Linked DNA regions of Homo sapiens: region 1 is linked to region 2. The links are chromatin loops, found by intact Hi-C in ENCODE. Cell type or tissue: OCI-LY7. All regions are shown on one strand. Each heading gives the region's core, and the rest is flanking DNA. Links, peaks and the distances in the headings are about the cores only.

Region 1 (6,120 bases), core at 1,916-4,415, 64 kb after region 2:
GCAATCGCAGGCACTCGGCAGGCTGAGGCAGGAGAATCAGGCAGGGAGGTTGCAGTGAGCCGAGATGGCAGCAGTACCGTCCAGCCTTGGCTCGGCATCAGAGGGAGACCGTGGAGGGAGAGGGAGAGGGAGAGGGAGAGGGAGGGGGAGGGAGAGGGAGAGGGAGAGGGAGAGGGAGAGCACTCTTAAGTTTTATACTTCAATACTCCGTCAAATCGAAGACAGAAAACGCAATGCATGAACCAGGCGCCGCCTCTCCCCGCTGAGAAAATGTGCCAGGGCTGTTTGGCCTTTGGTGGGAGAGCTAGACAACGCCATCTAACAGGGACAGCACCGAGCTGACCACCCAGTTTCAAAATTTTGAGCAGTCACAGTAAAACCCAAGTGAAATTCATTTTAATGTTTTATTAACCTAGCATATTCAAAATATTATTTCAACATGTAAATATTTTTTTACTCTTCAGGCCTTGGTTTTATTTGCATTTCTAGAAATATACACACACTTCTAACTCTGTGCTACAAAAATTATACAGCAGTCCCCGTTTATCCTCTGGGGATCTGTTCCAAGCCTCCCAGTGGGTGCCTGGACCCCACTCTACAATAAAGGCAACATGTAAACAATACCTTTAACAGTGAGATATAGATAGATAGATAATTTGGTATTATGTTCAAAGCCCAGTGTGTTTTGGATACTTTTTTTTTTTTGAGACAGAGTCTCACTCCGTGGGCCAGGCTGGAGTGCAACAGCACAATCTGGGCTCACTGCAACCTCTCCCTCCTGGGTTCAAGTGATTCTCCTGATTCCTGAGTAGCTGGGATTACAGGCACCTGCCACCATGCCTGGCTAATTTTTGTATTTTTAGTACAGACAGGGTTCACCATGTTGGCCACGCTGGTCTCGAACCCTGACCTTGTGATCCACCCGCCTCAGCCTCCCAAAGTGCTGGGATTACAGGCGTGAACCATTGCGCCTGGCCTTGTTTTGTTTTTTTTTTTTTTTTTTTTTTTTAATGAGACAGTCTTGCTCTCTGTGACCCAGGCTGGAGTGCAGTGGTGTGATCACAGCTCACTGCAGCCTTGACGTCTCCTGAGTAACTGGGACCACATGCATGCACCATCTGTCTGGCTATTTATTTTTTTTGAGAGACAACGTCTTACTACATTGCCCAGTCCTATCTCAAACATCTGGGCTCAAGCAATCCGCCCACATCAGCCTCCCAAGGTACTGCGATTACGGGCATAAGCCACTGGGCCCGGCTGGATACATCTCAGTTTGGACATTAAATTATCAGAACTTTGTTTCTCAAGACTTTAAAAATTAAAAACATTTTTTCATTAGAACACCTGATCTGCAGATTCACAGTTCACACACCCAGGTTCCTAACGTACCTGTTTTCCACTGACTGAACCAAGTTAGTGGTTTTTAAACTTAACCACACCGAACACTGTGCTGGCTGCGTTTTCCTTGCTCCACAGCACACGAGGCCAGAGGTGCTGCAGACGCAGGGAAGTGGCTTGTCCAAGTGCAGTCCCAGACCAGACGTGTCACCCGGGCAGCTCCAGGTGTAAACCTGAGTCCACCTCAGACCACAGAACCAGGGCCTCGGGGTGGGGTCCAGCACCCTCCCGTAAGGAGCCCTGTGTTTTGACACAGGCTAGGGCTTGGGAACCGCCGGCCTAGGACAGACACCATGAAATAAGCATAGCAACGGTCACATGTCACCCACCGTCAGGGATGTGCACGGCCAGGTGATTGCATTGTCGTGCAAGCATCCTACAGGGACTTACACAGAGCTCGATGGTGCGGCCTCCTCCACACCCAGGCTGTAGGGCATAGCCTGTGGCTCCCAGGCTACAAATGCGTGCAGAGTGCTACTGCGCTGAATGCTGTAGGCCACTGCGGCACGGCGCTGCGTGTTTGTGCTTCCAAACCTAGGCGTGGTGCGGTCCAGCTTGCTGGGAGGATTCCATCCCAGTGTTCTGTGGGACTGCAGGGTGACTAGCTTGTTCTTAAGTTTTTTTTTTTTTTTTTGAGATGGAGTCTTGCTCTATCACCCAGGCTGGAGTGCAATGGCACGATCTCTGCTCACTGCAACCTCTGCCTCCCGGGTTCAAGCGATCCTCTTGCCTCAGCCTCCCAAGTAGCTGGGATTACAGGCATGCACCACCACGCCCGGCTAATTTTTGTATTTTTAGTAGGGACAGGGTTTCATCATGTTGGCCAGGCTGGTCTCAAACTCCTCCAAATACCACAATGTACCCCATCAATATGTACAATTATGTCAATTAAAATAAAAGCAAAAAAGTTTGTCAGATTAAAAAAAAAAGATATAGTGAAAATACAGTATGTTCTGCGATCACCAACATATACACGGTCCGTCATCGACAGAAACATCGTTCCCCTGACTGCAGGTCTGACCACCTTTTTGCAGAACGCCAACAGAATACAAACCCTTCCCGTTACATTTTTAGATGGTGAAAGCAGAAAAAAAAAAGGCAGTGGCTTGTGTTTTTGTGAACTGTCTCAGCGGGACATCTGGTGGGCACAGCTGGATGGCCAGGGCAGTTCAGAACAGGACAGAACTTGGGGGAATTTTGTTTCACCTTATTCCCTGACACCCCCTAAGTTCCCAGGAAATCACTGCACTCTTGATGAGCAGAGCGGCTGTCAGTATAAATCTAACACCAGTATTTACGTTACCCGTGTTCATCACTTCACAAAATCAGACGGTGGTGGAAAGTGTCAGGCCACGAAGGCCGCATCTGTCATCTGAGCCACAAAGGACTGTGCACCTCACTACCCCCCTTCCCTCCCGTTTTGGCTTTCTGCTCTTCAAACCTATAAAACCCAGTCTCCTGTAATCTCTGGCACTTGTGGAAGCCCTAGTTCCTGCCATTGTAGTTTTAAGTCACTTCTGGAAGTTTCCACTGCTTCATCACTGGACAGAGCCATCTTCAACAGGTGGCATTTTGCAACTTTCTTGTTGGTGCTGAAATAGATCCAGGTGCAAAGCAGCTCTCGGGCTTGCTGGCTGCTGACAACTGTGCCTTTTTTTTTTTTTTTTTTGAGATTCAGTCTTGCTCTGTTGCCCAGGCTGGAGTGCAGTGGCACAATCTGGGCTCACTGCAACCTCCGCCTCCCAGGTTCAAGTGATTCTCCTGCCTCAGCCTCCTGAGTAGCTAGGATTACAAGCGTGTACCACCACCACACCTGGCTAATTTTTGTTTTAGTAGACATGGGGTTTCACCATGTTGACCAGGCTGGTCTCAAACTCCTGACCTCAGGTGATCCGCCTGCCTCCGCCTCCCAAAGTGCTGAGATTACAAGCGTGAGCCACTGCGCCTGGCTGAACTGTGCCTGTTTTAAGAAGTTGACCGTGGCAGGGACAAGTGGTCCAGGAAGACACACCTTCTCTCACACAGTGTCCCAGCCCCTTGGAGGTCAGGAACGGGCACGCAGCTGTGCCCTCAAACAATGCGAGTAGCACCTGTGGCCGCCGCTGGACAAGAACCCTCGGCCAGGCAGGTGGATGTCCTTCCCCCTTCTTGGCCAGATAGTCACATCGTTACAGAGGTGACATGGTGAAGAGCGCAAGTGAGCTGTCTGGTGTTTGCTGGTTTTGAACTCCTGACCTTAGGTGATCCACCCACCTTGCCCTCCCAAAGTGCTGAGATTACAGGTGTGAGCCACTACGCCCGGCCTAGTTTGTGTATTTCAGTGGGGAAGTTTCAAGGTTTCAGGCTAACCATCTTCACTAAAATATAAAAGATTAGCCGGGCATGGCAGTTTGGTGCCTGTAATCCCAGCTACTCGGGAGGCTGAGGCAGGAGAATTGCTAGAACCTGGAAGGCAGAGGTGGCAGTGAGCTGAGATTGTGCCACTGCACTCCAGCCTGGGCAATAGAGCAAGACTTCATCCCTTTTAAAAAAAAAAAAGCAAAGCCAGCCAGCATTGAAGCTGGGGATTCCCGTGAAGATGGCCCGGAGGTGCTGCTGGGCCATTAGAAGTATGGGGAGTACCTGAAGGCGGAAGTTACCTAGAGTGGAAATAACCCACACGGCAGTGCAAACGGGAAGGACCTCATCACTTTCCACCAAAAAGAACAAAGAACAGCTCTTTTCAGGTTTGTCTTGATGATGCAGGAATGTTGATCATGTCAGAGGATCTTGGAGGGCAGAAAAGGTGTTTCAGAAACCAGCTGTATGATGCTGCTGCTGCCGAAAGGTTGTGCTGGAGCGAGCTGCTTCTGTAACTTGGGGTCCCAGTCCTGTGTCCTTCATCCATCCTGACGAAGTCGCACCACTGGAGCATCGCGTCACACTGTGCAGTTACACACAGCAACCTTTCCGTGTTCACCAACCAAGAGCTGCAGCACCCCACACAGACGAAATTGCGTTCACATGAGCCGGGTGAACCAGTACCCGAGTCGCTGGGCCAGCCCGCCAGGAGCCAGGGTGAGGAAATCTCCCAACGGCCTGGATTCAGAGACTGTCATGGGTGAGCACCTACAGAGAGGGTGGATGGATCAGCTCAGCCTCCATGTGCTGACCGCAAGAACCCACACAGCTTCCTGCAGGTAAGCAACTACCACTGGCCTGGCCCAGGGATGGACGCCAGACACCACCAGGTGCAACAGTTGAGGCAAATACAGATGCTTCTCGATTTGACAAACATTAGCATTACGAGTTGAATCATGTCCCCACAAGACATGCTGGAGCCCTAGACTCGGGACCTCAGAGTGTGACCTTCTGTGGACACAGGGTCTTTTCAGAGGTCACGACTGTGGGATCACATGACCAGCATCCTTACAAAAAGGGGAAGTCGGGACACACACAGAATGCCATGTGAAGATGAAGGTGGAGACGGGGGTTGTGCATTGACGAGCCCCGAGATGCTGGGGAGACGCAGCCGATGCTCCCCGCAGCCCTCAGAAGGGGCTGGCCCTGCCGACATCCTGCGCCTGGACCTCCAGCCCCCAGAACTGTGAAAGAACCGATTTCTATGGTTTGAGCCACCCAGTTTTTAGTACTTGGTGACGGCAGCAGTGGGCAATGAGAACAACTAGAATCAACTTCAGCATTCAATTTTATTATAGTCCCATCTCCCTCAACAAACAAGATCAGCAGCCAGTGTGGGATGGTGCTCAATGGGGCTCCACTTCCCACTAGAGTGTAAGCTGCTTCCACGCATGCTACTGCGTGCTCCGAGCCATCGCAGCGGAGTCTCTTCTCACCCAGCTTTGATGGTGGGGCGACTCCCGTGTCTGCAGCTGTGGTCCAAAGGGTGTCTGTGCTGGATACAGAAGTTGCCGTGACATTGGGCACATACCATCTGCAGCATCTCTTTCTTCTTGCAGCCCTCTTTTGAGCAACGGTATGTAAAAATCTAAGAGAGCAAAGTGACTTCAACAAGCAATTCTTTTTTTGGAGACAGGGTCTCGCTCTGTTGCCCAGGCTGGAGTGCAGTGGCTTGATCTTGGCTCACTGCAACCTCTGCCTCCTGGACTCAAGTGATTCTCCTGCTTCAGCCTAGTACCTGGTACTACAGGCACACACCGCCACGTCCAGCTAATTTTGTCTATTTTCACAGAGATGGGGTCTTGCCATGCTGCCCAGGCTGGTCTCAAACTCAGCCTCAGGTGATCCTCCCGCCTTGGCCTCCCAAAGTGCTAAGATTACCTGTGTGAGCCACTGTGCTGGCCTTAAATTCTTTAACAGCCTCCGGTAAGAACATTCCCATTTAAACTGGACACAGTTCCTGTCTGCACAGAGTACAGATGCAAAGTTTCATTTGACCATCTCAGTGCAGGTAAGAAGAACATGGGGCTGGACCCAGTGGCTCACGCCTGTCATCCCAGCACTTTGGGAAGCCAAGATGGGTGGATTGCCTGAGCTCAGGAGTTCGAGACAAGCTTGGGCAACATGGTGAAACCCCATCTCCACTAAAATATAAAAGATTAGCCAGGCATGGTGGCGTGGTGCCTGTAATCCCAGCTACTTGGGAGGCTGAGGCAGGAGAATTGCTAGAGGAGGCAGAGGCGGCAGTGAGCTGAGATTGTGCCACTGCACTCCAGCCTGGGCGACAGAGCAAGAGTTCGTCCCTTTAAAAAGAAAGAAAAA
Region 2 (6,120 bases), core at 1,505-4,004:
CTAACCTCCCCAGGCCGGAATGGAACAGATGGAAGACATGGCAAGTCTGTCTGAGGGGAGGTCACAGGATGTCCCTAAAGTCAGGATATGGCACGGAATGCAGAAATTGGAGCAGAGTTCCAACCCCGCCTGCCACTGGTGCGGCAAAACCCGCACACCCCACACACAGCTTCCTTGGGACCTGGGCTCTTTCTATAAAGGGGCTGCTGGTGCATGTCTCCTTAATGCTCCAGGCCTGTGAGGATCGGATGCCCGAGGGTGCTCCTGCATGTCACGCGGAGGCGGGGGACGCCAGCGATGCCCTCCCGGGGGCGTGGGAAGGGGCTCTCGGCCTCCCTTGACTCTCCATCATCAGAGAATGTGTCCGCCTGGCATGTGAGACACGGCGCACTTCTCCGAACCTCGGGCTGTCTTCCAGCATGTGTTAGCTCTAGAATTCCTTCTGCACACAGCTTGATGTCTCCCCTGTAAGGTGGATCCGGCGCGTGGTACTGTGAGCACCTCCAACCAACTGCTCCCTCCCTTGTGCCTATGGGGGAGAAGCGAATGAGCCAGGACTGGGCTAATCTCAGGCAGTGCCGCCCCACCCTTGCCCCTGGTGGACCGCTCCCCTTGAAAAGGAGCAGCAGTTGGTGGGAAGGGAAGCCTCACTCCGCCCAGCAGAGACAAGGGGTGTGTGGGATCTCACAGAACCGTGTAGACCCACGCACCCCCACTGTACAGATGGGCACTGAGGCTCAGGAAGGTTAGAGACGTTGCCCGGTATCACACAGCACGTGGGGTGAGGAAGTGGAACCCGGGCTGGAGCCGGCAACGCTGAAAACCAGGGTTGTTTGGACGGCGACATGCAACTCCCTGAGGGCTCTGCTCCTGCAGAATCAGGGGGACCCATGCTGCTGCCTACCATGGAGGGCATGGGAGAGGACTGGGGATGGGACAGGGAGCAGGAAGGGGTTGCTCAGTCAGTCAGTGCTGGCAGAGGGAGGGGCGCTGGGAAGGCACTGCAGGCCCTGTGTCTGGGGCCTCTCAGCACAAGGACTGGGCTTTGCACGCGAGGACTGAAGGGTCAAAGGCGAGGGCCAAGGTTTCCTACGTGGCATTCACTCGGGAGGGCTCCTGAAGCTGGAGACACACTGCCTTACTTTGTGCGTGTTTTTCTCTATGCATTATCCAGTATTTGGCTATGTGTGCATTTAGCTCAATAAGCAATGATCAGATGAAATTCCCCTTGAAGTTCTTTCCTTTTATTCTATCCTGGGGATGAACAGAAAAATATTTTCACTTCTTAAAAATTCATAACGACATCAGATCCAACAAGGAAATCAGTGCCTGAAAAGATGACTATTGACCCAGGACGCCTCTGGTGTACAGGCCGAGACCATGTGCTCAGAGTCAGCCGGCCCCTCCCAGATCTGCTCCTGGCCAGCTGTGAGGCCGCGGTGACACCACCTCCCTGCAGTCAGTTTCTGCAACCATGAGACGGGGAGAAGGACAGCCCTGCCTCACAGGCTCTGAAGGAGGGTGACCTAAGATCAAGCACGCAGAGCACCGCACAGCGCCCAGCATGCATGTGTACAATGTCACATTCTACACTGAAGGAGGCTGAGACAGGAGGATCTCTTGAGCCCAGGAGTTCAAGACCAGCCTTGGCAATACAGTGAGACCTTATCTCTACAAAAAAATTAAAAAAAAAAAAAAAATTAGCGGCTCGCATCTGTAGTCCCAGCTACTCAGGGGCCGGGGTGGGAGGATGGCTTGAGCCTGGGAGGTGGAGGCTGCAGTGAGCTGAGATCAGGCCACTGCACACTGGCCTGGGCAACAGAGCAAAATCCTGTCTCAAAAAAAAAAAAAGATTTAAAAATCGGCAAAAGGTCTCTATGCCTTACAAATAGTCCACGAGATTCCTGCCATGCCGTCACACATCAAGTATTAAGTAGGTCTTGGAGACGGAAGTTCCTGCAGTCCGGGCCCTGTCTCTTACATCAGTAGCTGTACAGTACAAGTTACTTACCCGCCCAGTGCCCACAGGAGAAGGCTGCGCTCCAAGACCCAGATGCCCCGATCCGCTGACTCTATGCTGCAAGCAGGAAATCTAGGAGTATCGGCCACTCGCCCGCCCAGGGCAGGCTCCCCAGGAAACCCAGGGCACGTGAGTGGAGAGCTTGGGAGCTGAGCTCTTCCTCAGCCGCTGGGATGGGCAGAGAGACCAGAAGCCATGGGTTTGCACTAGCAGGGTGCAGCTATTTTTAAGTGACATGTCTCAGCTATTTCAAGGTTTGAATTTTTATTTTACTTATTTTTTTCTGTACTTTCTCATGACTCACATCTTTCAAAATTGTGTCTCAGGCATTTTTAATGCTGAAATCATCTCAACTTCACAGCTGGTCAAAAAATGTCTAAGAGCAAATCAGCTCTTTATCATCCAAATACAAAAAGGTACATATTAGAGTTGTCAACTTTCTACTGCTGGAAGAAAACTCCACGTTAGTATTTTTCCATTAAAAAATTAACACAGCATTCTGTTTAGGAAATGTGTGTATATTTCCTAAAATACACATCTGAAAGACTTTAAATTGCTATTGCACAGATGCCTTGAGCCCCAGCAGGTCCCGAGGGGCCGAGTGCCCCTGGAGGCCCAGCACCCCACTCTTGCACCTGCACCAGCTCTCCTGGCGGGGAGCAGGTCCCGAGGGGCCGAGTGCACCTGGAGGCCCAGCACCCCAGTCCTCTGCCTGCACCAGCTCTCCTGGGGGGGAGGGGGAAGGGGGGAGCCCACGCAGGTCTCTGAACCACGCCTCAGGCTGCAGCAGCCGCATTACTCATACTCAGCGGACAAAGGATCACTCAGCATTCAATCTCACCACTTCAAAACATTACAGAGGGAAAACGACACCTAGAAGTAGGAGTGAGATTCGCTGAAGTTCCCTTCTGAGGAAGACCCACCCCTCCGCCTGGAGAGCCGGGGCTGGCGGTGCCTGAGGACCCCTTCGGCCTGGACAGCCCACGCGGGCTTGGGGGGCCTCGCTCTGCCCTCATGGGGCGGCCATCGGTTCCCGAAGCGGCGAGTGAAAATTCAAATGGCCAGTAGGGGGCGCACTCGGAAGTGGCCGCCCCGCATGAGGCAGTTCAGCGGCCCCGAGAGTCCGGGGAGGGAGGTTTATTCTCCGCCTGCACGAGACTGTGAAATCCGCAACCATGAGCAGGAGAGGCGGCCCTGGTGGGGAAGAGGCCACCAACATCTGGACGGCAGGTAAGTTCCGACGCTTCTGCAGCGAGCGCGGGAGGAGGGACCTGAGGCACCGCTAACACTCAGAGAAAACTACCGGCTGAGGGTCCCTGGTCTGAATGCTTGGGACCGGAAGAGTTTCGGAGTTCAGATTTTTGCAGATTTTGGAATATCTGCAGGTACAGAATGAGAAAGCTAAATACGAAATTCATTTGTGTTTCATACACACCTTATACACACTGCCTGAAGGCAACTTTATAAAAACACTTTTAACAATTTCATGCATAAAACAAACTTTGAACTGCCTGGACTGCAGCCCGCCACACGAGGTCAGGTGTGGAATTTTCCACTTGTGTCACGACGCTCCAACAGTGTCGGACTGTGGGGCACTCTGGATTTCAGATTTCCAGATGCTTAACCAGTACTCAGATTCCTAAGTTACTTGTCAGAAATGCCTATTTCTTGGGATTACACTTCTCTCTGCAAATGTCTGTGAAATTCCTGTTAAATTCTTTATGGATCATGCACATGCTACTAAGTTAATTATGAAATTTAGTGTTTAACGCAGGTCAGTTGCAAAAACAAGAATATTGCTTGCTTCAACCCAGGAGGACAGGTTATTGCCTAAAAGATACACAACACCTAGTATGATGCCTTCAAACTTAAAGAAAGGTTTGTATCTGTGGGTGAAGAAAAGCAGTTAAACCAGAAACTTCCACAAAAACAAGTCTAGTAGAACTGAGCTGATTGCCAAAGTGTGGGAGAAAAAGGGCCAGCAAAAAAATGGTTAACACTAGCCTTCTGAGGAGGCCGCCCAGAGCCTGGCCAGAGAGGAGCCAGAGAGGAGCGGGGCGGAGGGGGCCTATAAAGCCCTGTGCCAAGGGGCAGACTCACTGGCTCAGAGGGAGGACGCACCCGCCAGCCAGCCGGGAACCTTCCCTCGCGGGCTCCCAGGGCGGGTCTCTTCCTCTCTCTAGCCCTGCTCAGGCATTCGGCAGGTCCAGCAGAGGTACACCTCCTGCAGCGGGTTCCAAGTGCACCTCCAGCCTGATGGGCCTGACCAAGGAGGCTTCCAGGAGCACAGAAGGGGCTGCAACCCAGGTAGGACTCAGCCTCGGCCTGGCGGTGCCATACCACTGACTAGGGGAGCGGGTGGGTGGTGCCACCCAGGCCGCTGTCCTGTTATGGGAACAGCTGAACACAGACCAGACACCTCACCCCCTGGTGAGAGCAGCACCCAGCTTCCCAAACTCAAGGCACAGACCCCTCTCCCCCGGAGCTCCGGTGGTCTCAGCGTGACCGCAGCAGGGGCTTTGCCTGGACGGCCTTTCTAACTCGTGCTGAAAGCAGGACCCAGTATTCCGTCACGTTCTGTCCCAGCAAGAACGTGTCTCACTTCAAGAAAATGAGGGTGCCCACTCTGCCCTGCCCTGCGGTGCCCCAGTCACTCTCACCAACCCTGAAGCCCTGGGAGGGCCACACGCCTTTTGACAGATGCAGACTTAATACAGCTGACTAAAGTGTGGCTTTATTTCTCTATGACAAGCAGAGGAAATCTGAAATGAGGTATTGCACTGTTTATAACTCCATGGCCACCTCCAGTGAGGACGTGGGGCCAGTGGTGAATGGCACACTAGGTTCCTCTCACCCAGGACCACATCAGACACTAGGACACATCAGACACCAGGTCCCGTATCTTCTCGGTGTCTGGCAACGATCAAAAGACTCAATTTACATGGGAAAGAAATGAATGACTCGTTTTTAAACTATTTTTCCCTTGGAGTTCATTTAACAAAATTAGGAAAGAAAATAAACGTTAAGTTGAGGGTTCTGCCCACCTTTAAACTTCCTGCCACGCCACGGTCTAATACGTTCCAAAATTTCTACATTTAAAGAGCAAAACAAGTCCTCTGTGCCGTTTTTAAGAAATTAAATACAGAGGCGAAATGCGGAGTCTTTCAACCTTCCCGACAGAGCCTGAGAGCAGAGGCATTTATGCTGTTCAATGGTATTATCTACTAAAGATGAATCAAGAGTGCAAAATAACCAAAATCAAATTCACCAGCCCCAGCTAAGTGAAGGTTATTCAGTACTTTTAGAATAACTGACACAGAGGCAGTGATTCATCTTGTCTTCCCCACCCGCCTGTTTTTGAGATGGGGCCTCACTGCAGTAGCTCAGGCTCGAGTGCAGTGGTGTGATCTCGGCTGAGGCTCGAGTGCAGTGGTGTGATCTCGGCTGAGGCTCGAGTGCAGTGGTGTGATCTTGGCTCACTGCAACCTCTACCTGCCAGGCTCAGGCGATCCTCCTGCCTCAGCCTCCCGAGTAGCTGGGACTACAGGCGCACACCACTATGCCCAGCTACTTTTTTTGTCTTTTTTTAGTAGAGACAGGGTTTCGCCATGTTACCCAGGCTGGTCTCGAACTCCTGAACTTGAGCAATCCTCCCACCTCATCTTCCTGAAGTGCTGGGATTATAGGCCAGCCTTTTTTTTTTTTTTTTTTTTAAGTAAGTATTTTCAAGCAATAGGTCAACAAATCTCTAGTCTGGTTTTGCAGCACTTCAAAACAATAACCCCTGGCCCGGCGCGGTGGATCACACCTGTAATCCCAGCACCGTGGGAGGCCAAGGCGGGCAGATCACTACAGGTCAGAAGTTCGATACAAGCCTGGGCAACATGGTAAAACCCCATCTCTACTAAAAATATAAAACATTAGCCAGGCGTGGTGGTGCACACCTATAATCCCAGATACTCAGGAGGCTGAGGCAGGAGAACCACTCTAACCCGGGAGGCGGCAGTTGCAGTGAGCCGAGATTGTGCCACTGCACTCCAACCTGGGTGACCAAAAAAAAAAAACATTCAAAACAATAACTCCTAATGATTTCAAAAGGT

What was found. Peaks named below come from ENCODE experiments on the same cell type or tissue, not always from the same donor. Only the 100,000 strongest peaks of a DNase experiment are listed, where the experiment ranks them.
Region 1: it touches region 2 in a loop (4-fold over the local background); 23 of 110 quality-filtered maps call a loop at or near these places.

Annotation. Positions count from the first base shown.
Region 1 is chr7:1,147,839-1,153,958 of GRCh38, forward strand. It overlaps ZFAND2A (zinc finger AN1-type containing 2A), which reads right to left. Exons shown (of 5, transcript NM_182491.4): 5 at 5,069-5,386. The coding sequence ends at 5,231. Among named protein-coding and RNA genes, the nearest start is that of ZFAND2A, 9.3 kb to the right of the region's middle. In OCI-LY7, for the core only: no CTCF peak of the experiment used is centred there; DNase peaks (open chromatin) are centred at 2,983, 3,543 and 4,023; H3K4me3 peaks cover 523 bases; H3K27ac peaks cover 2,500 bases.
Region 2 is chr7:1,083,995-1,090,114 of GRCh38, forward strand. All of the region lies in intron 2 of CHLSN (cholesin), which reads right to left. GPER1 (G protein-coupled estrogen receptor 1) reads left to right here and starts at 4,119. Exons shown (of 2, transcript NM_001098201.3): 1 at 4,119-4,327. In OCI-LY7, for the core only: CTCF peaks have their summits at 3,066 (motif pointing right) and 3,272; DNase peaks (open chromatin) are centred at 2,017, 2,687 and 3,107; H3K4me3 peaks cover 2,500 bases; H3K27ac peaks cover 2,500 bases.